2 separate regions of the Homo sapiens genome follow, and region 1 is linked to region 2. A link is a loop called in an ENCODE intact Hi-C map of the cell type or tissue named here. Cell type or tissue: chondrocyte. All regions are shown on one strand. Each heading gives the region's core, and the rest is flanking DNA. Links, peaks and the distances in the headings are about the cores only.

Evidence for each region. Peaks named below come from ENCODE experiments on the same cell type or tissue, not always from the same donor. Only the 100,000 strongest peaks of a DNase experiment are listed, where the experiment ranks them.
Region 1: it touches region 2 in a loop (2.4-fold over the local background); 2 of 110 quality-filtered maps call a loop at or near these places.

What each region holds. Positions count from the first base shown.
Region 1 is chr11:15,275,440-15,278,346 of GRCh38, reverse strand. No RefSeq gene overlaps it. Among named protein-coding and RNA genes, the nearest start is that of INSC, 160 kb to the right of the region's middle. In chondrocyte, for the core only: a CTCF peak has its summit at 1,515; no DNase peak of the experiment used is centred there.
Region 2 is chr11:16,604,547-16,607,453 of GRCh38, reverse strand. It overlaps a transcript of SOX6 not described here. Among named protein-coding and RNA genes, the nearest start is that of C11orf58, 130 kb to the left of the region's middle. RefSeq lists an enhancer at 1-332. In chondrocyte, for the core only: a CTCF peak has its summit at 1,081 (motif pointing right); DNase peaks (open chromatin) are centred at 457 and 1,044.

The DNA.
Region 1 (2,907 bases), core at 273-2,772, 1.3 Mb after region 2:
TGCTTCATAATGGACTGTGACATTTCTCTGAGTTTTTTTTTTATGGCTCTCCGGAAAGGATTCCTTTCAGAACCATTAAGAAGATTGTGGACGAGGATATATGCACAGGAAAAAAGGCCCAGGAGAAAGTATAATAAAATGTTACCACTGGCTTCCTCAGGGTGATGGGATAGTGTAAGATATTTTTTTCTGTACTTTACTATAATTTCTAAATTTTCTATATTAAATATGCATTATTTTTAAGGAAAAGATACTCCTATTATGTTTGAAGTGACTCATAAGGACATGTCAAATTGCATTTTATCACTGATACATGCAGACCTAACCCCACAGTCTGGGAAAGTAAGCCCTGGTTGAACAACCCCGTGGGAGGCAAAGGAAGCTCAAATGATTGAGGGTCAGTCTTCTTCCCAGATAATGGAATTCCTGCCAGTCTTGGGACTGATCAGGAAACCTTGGCCCAAATAAGCCACAGAGCATCCCCCTGCTCAGGAAGTGTCCATAGGCAGGGGACTATCTGTGAAAGAAAGTTGCTGAACCTCCAGAGAAAGAGAGAGGTCTCAGAGTCTCTGCAAATATTTGAGAACAATTTTTCTGGCCTCCACTCTCGGGTTCTTTTGTTTTGTTTTTGCCAGACTAAACCCCCTCACTTGAACCAAATGGTTGCAATATGACCTTATTTCTATTACCCTCATCACCTGCATACGGGCAGCTCCAAATGTCAACTATCTCTTTAAATATATGATCCTATGAGTTGAACACAACCAGATCTGATTTGACTGTGGGAGGCTGTATTAGGGTCATCACCTCCTTTGTTTTGAACACTATACACTCATTAATTTTAAGATCTAGCTACTATAGAGAGATTAAGAGCTGAAAGTCTCGACCCAGACTGCCCTCTTCAAATCCCAGCTCTGACACTAGCTGTGTGATATTGACCAAGCCCTTTGACATCTCTGTACCCTGGATTCTTCATCTGTAAAACGCTGACAATAATAGTACCAACCCCAGAGGGTAGCTAGGAGGATTAACAGAGTTCATGCGTGCAAAGCACTTAGAACAGCACCTGGCACAAGGAGAGGGCTACACAATTGTTAACTGTTAATATTAATGTGGCCAAACGGCACTGATTTCACTTAGGCTTTTCTGTTTTGTTTTTGTGAGGAGTGAGGAGCTTAACTGCAAAAACTCCCCATTGACTGATATTCAAATTAAACTTAAAGCCTCTTAGATCCTTAACTCCCTCCATCTAGAAATTGTGCAACTGATTTTTGAACCTAGAGGCAGAAAAACAAATTTGCATTTTTTTCCCAGAGAAATTCCAGCGGGAAAGTAAGAGACAAAGTGAGAGAGGGGCAGAGAAAGAATAGTGACAGAGAGAGGCGACAGAGACATAGACAGAGAAACGTAACAGATTGAAACTGCTAGCCTGCATCAGAAATGAGGGCCTCGGAAAAGCTGTTCATTTCCCAGCTGGGTTTTGTTTTTGTGTGGGTTCTTTTTCCCCCCTTTTTCATTTGTGTTCACACTTCCCCCTCTTGTGGCTCATCAGAAAATCACAGGTGGTCCTTGCTTTTCAATGGATTTCAAAATTGGTGAACACTCAATGCTGGCAGTTCTGGCTGAGAAGATTGGGTCAACCCCTACCTGATCCCAGGAAGGGGAAGAGATAAGATGGGGAGAGGAGGCCAGGTTGTATAGTAATCATCACCTGCTCCTTATCCAAGAGTCATGTGAGCAGAAAAAGCTGTCTCTTCTCTTTCATTGATAAAGGGATGAAGGGCTCCAGAAATGACCCACAGTACTAGCCCTCTCAGGGATATTTTCTAAAAGGCTTTGGTAGGGGATGGATTCATTTAGGATCAGGCCAGTCAGATAGAAAAATAATACAAACAAGTCCAAAGGAGAACTGTATCTGTCATTGCTCATATTCACTCTGCTCCAAGCCAGTTCTATGCCTTTGCTCACACTATAACCTACACCAAAAGTGCCCATTCTTCAAGGATAGGGTAACTGCTACCCTATCCTTTCGTGATTCCTTTTACCAATCTGTCCCCAGACCCTTGCCTCTAGTAGAAATGTTTCTCTTCTCTCACTCCACAGTATCTTATTATGGCTCTAATGTGGCACTGGTGAAGTTTGCTTTCTACGCAATTAACAGCGTCTTTGTCTTATCATCCCACAAGATTAGTGAAGAGGAAAGGGAAGAGGCTGGGTTTCATACATCTCCAAAGACCCAGCCTCCGGCATAAGGGGTGGGGGGGTGGATAAGAGAGGGATGAAGGGGGGAAAAGAAGGAGGAGGAGAAAAAGAACAAGGAGAAGATGGCAAATGTAACAGTTGGTGAATCTATTAATAGTTACAGGGTATGTGAATATCCATCAGAACTTTCTATTTTTCTGTAGTTTTGAAATTTTTCAAAACAAAATGTTGAAAAAAATGAAAAAAAAATCACTTAATATGGCTTGCAAGTTTAAAAATCAGGTAAATGCCAGAGTAAGAAATAAAATCGGGACACAAATCAAAATTAGGCTTCTCAACCTCTAGAGACCACAAATTAGCTTTTAGGAGTTACAAACCTCAGGAAATTTTAAGTACAAGTTTTGTGTCAGTGCATTTTTCTAGGGAGAAAGGTTTTAACTCTTTCATCAGATTTTCAAGGGGTTTGTAACACCGCTATACACCCCCCAAAGTATTAAAATAGTAACCTAAAGAGAACTTGAAACAAAATGCTATTGCCAGACATGAGGATCAATGGCCATAGAATGATGGACTGAATTGATCAAATTTCAGAGACAAAAAAATACCTTGGTGATCATGTAGCCCAGAGCTCTACATCCAGAGGGGGAAACTAGGCCCAAAGAGAGGTCAGGGAGTTTGACTCCAACAAATTTAACATGTTTCACT
Region 2 (2,907 bases), core at 109-2,608:
TTTTAATTTTTTTTATTTGTATCTTTCCCTTTTTCTTTAATGCCATTTACTCCTGCGGCGCAGCGCACAAGGAGCCCTCCCGCGCGGTACCATCCTGGAGCCCGCCCAGGTAACCGGGACGGAGCGAGCGATCTCGAGAGCGAGGGAGGCAGAGCCAGGGCGCGCGGCCCGCTGTGAGCTACCTGTTGGGGCGCCGGAGGGGGCAGGGGGCAGGAGCCCAGGGCCGGGCCGCCGTCCCCCGGCGTCTTCCGCTCCTGCCCTTCCGGGCACTCCAGGGTTAGTTTCTGTGAGCTGGGACCGAGGGGCTGGGGCAGGACAGGCAGAGGGACGAGAGCCGAGCGAGCGGAGCCCCGAGAGGGCGCGGGTGGCCGGGAGCCGCGGCTGCCGGGCCGGGGCGGGTTTGCGTACTTGGCTGGGGAGGGGAAAGGAGGAGGAGGAGCGGGAGGAGGGCGCTCCGAGGGGCCGACGCGGAGGGGGAGTGGAGGGAGAGAAAGGGGCCCGGGCGCCCGCCGCTCGCTGGTGGACGCGCTGATCCCGAGGATGCGTCCCCCTCTTGGAGAGTTGCGCCTTGTTCCGGAGTGACAGATCTGCGTGGCGGGGGTCTGTTTTTCTCCCCTTCACCTCCCCTCCAAAAAATCCACCCTGAGAAAACACATGTTGTAGCCGTAGATAACTGTGCGTAGGACATTAAGGCAAAAGGGCAGGGACAGGGACACAACGCAACCTTTGACAACAGAAAGCTGTTATCGCCATCCTAAGTATTCGTCCGGAAATCTGTCTGCCCTCTCGGCCCACCTCACTCCTCCACCTCCGCCTCCCCGCATTGGTATTCTAATCTATATAATTGGGAATGATGTGAAAAAGAAGTCAGGTGGCTTAGAGAATGAATTTGTAAGTCTCCGTGAAGTTCGAGGTAGGTATTTCATTGAAGTTCGCTCAAGTGTGTGATAGAGGAAGCTTTTGTGGCTGCGTGTGTAGTCATCCCTCCTCGTTCTGTGAAAGCAAATGCGTGTCGGCTTTGAAGGTTCAGATGGGACCGCTAGGCGGTAATGCCCTCCGTGCCCACAAGAGGGCAACATCCCGAGGGCTTTGTGAGCGCTGTATCTCTTGTTACCGCCGCAGGCTTGGGTTTAGAGAAAGTTACACTGAAACTTTTAAAAAACTGATACCACCTCTTATTTCGCGATACTAAAAAAAGAAAGATATAAAGGAAAAAAAAAAAAGAAAAAAGAGGGAAGTAAAGAGAGAAGAGAGAAAGAGAAAGGCAGGCAGCTAGCCTACCCCGGGAGAGCCCTAGTCACACCGAGACTAGGGGGAGGGCTGTTTTAATTGTGGGTTTGGCCGACTGACGACTGGAGTGCCCTCCTCGGCTGTCTTAGTTGTAGCCGGAGGTCATGTAAATCGACCTTAAAAGAATGCATAAGCCATAAATTAAAATAAACCCTCATCCAAGGGCTGATCCATACGTAGACAATATCCAACCTGGACAAAACGGGCTTCCCTTGCGAGCCGACCTAAACCGCATCCCCCAAAGAATAGAGACTAAATGCAAAGTAAGTTTCCTAGCAAATATTTTGTTTTCTTGAAAAGTGTTGGGTTGATTCGCTGTGTGACTGAGACGCCACAGTGTTCGGAGCGCTTCAGTGTCACCCAGGCTCTGGGTGCGGGAGGTCGGGAGGACCCGCTGAGCTTCTGGGCTTCTTAATGCTACCCCCACCCCACCCCCATTTCGGTTTGGAAACTTAGGCTGTTTGTGGGGTTGACACTGGTTGAGGGCGGGCGGGAGTCGAGGATCTCCGCCGCTCTCTCGCCGGGATAAAGTTTACTCGGAGGAGTTCATGAAGAAAACCCGGGTCGCTAGAAAACGCTTGCGCTCCCTCCTCCCACCCTCACCCCACCGCCGCTCCGCCGCAACTTTTTCGGGACACCGCTCGAGTTGCCTCCAGCTCCCTCCGCTTGTCGCCCTTCCTTCCCCCTCCCCCCGTTTTTGGACAGTACTTTTTAATGATCTTTTCAGGAATAAACAAACCGAATTCCAAGCCCATCCGAAATCCAAGGCTGACTGATCTGTGGTCCTCTTTACCCTGGCCGCGAGGGCAGTGGTGCCTGACCTGGCGGGAGCGGGGGCGAGGGGTAGTTCAGCCCCGCCGGGCGCGGACTTCGCCAGGGAGTCACCCGGCCGAGCGCACGGTCGCCGGCACGTTTCTTCCCCGCCCCGCGTCCCTGAGCCCAGCCGGCGCCCTCCGTCCTTCTCGGCGCCCTGCCGGGGCCCCGCCACCCGCCGTTCCTCTGCAGCCGGGGCCGCGGTCCGCTGCTCCCGGGCTCGGCCCAGGGCAGGGGGCGGTGCTGCCACCCGCCCCGGGACCCAGCCCGAGCCCGGCCGCTCCCGCGGGAGCTGCTTTCTTCCTTCTCCCTTAAAGGGCCGGGCAGAGAAGGGAAAGGGCTTGTGCAAAGGCTGCTGGGGTTGTGCTCCGATGCCGGGAGGAGCGGCCCGGGGCTGCTGAGGGCAGATTAGCTCGGTGCCGGGCTGCTTCCCCGGCGCTCCGCAGAGCTTTAAGATAAAAAGAATTGGTGTGTTCGGAGCAGATAAAAGGTGGCAGTCGCCAGCTTGTTTTGAGTTTTATTTACGGTCTCTTAGGCGGACCAAGTTTGAAAATGTTGTTTTGTGTGAATTGTCAGATATTGAATGCAGCCCCTATTTGGGGACTAAAAATAAGTCTTCGACTGAACTGGCGGGGCTGGGCTGTTAGCGAGATGGGCTGTCCTGGGCTGCTTTTGTGTGTGAGACCCTGTGAGGGCCGCGCTTGAAGTTTAGGGCTAGAGGTGGCCCGAAGCCGTCCTTGCGGCAAACTGGGCTGGGCTCCGGACCTCCCGCTGTACTGTCAATGGGCGCTCGGATGACGTCCG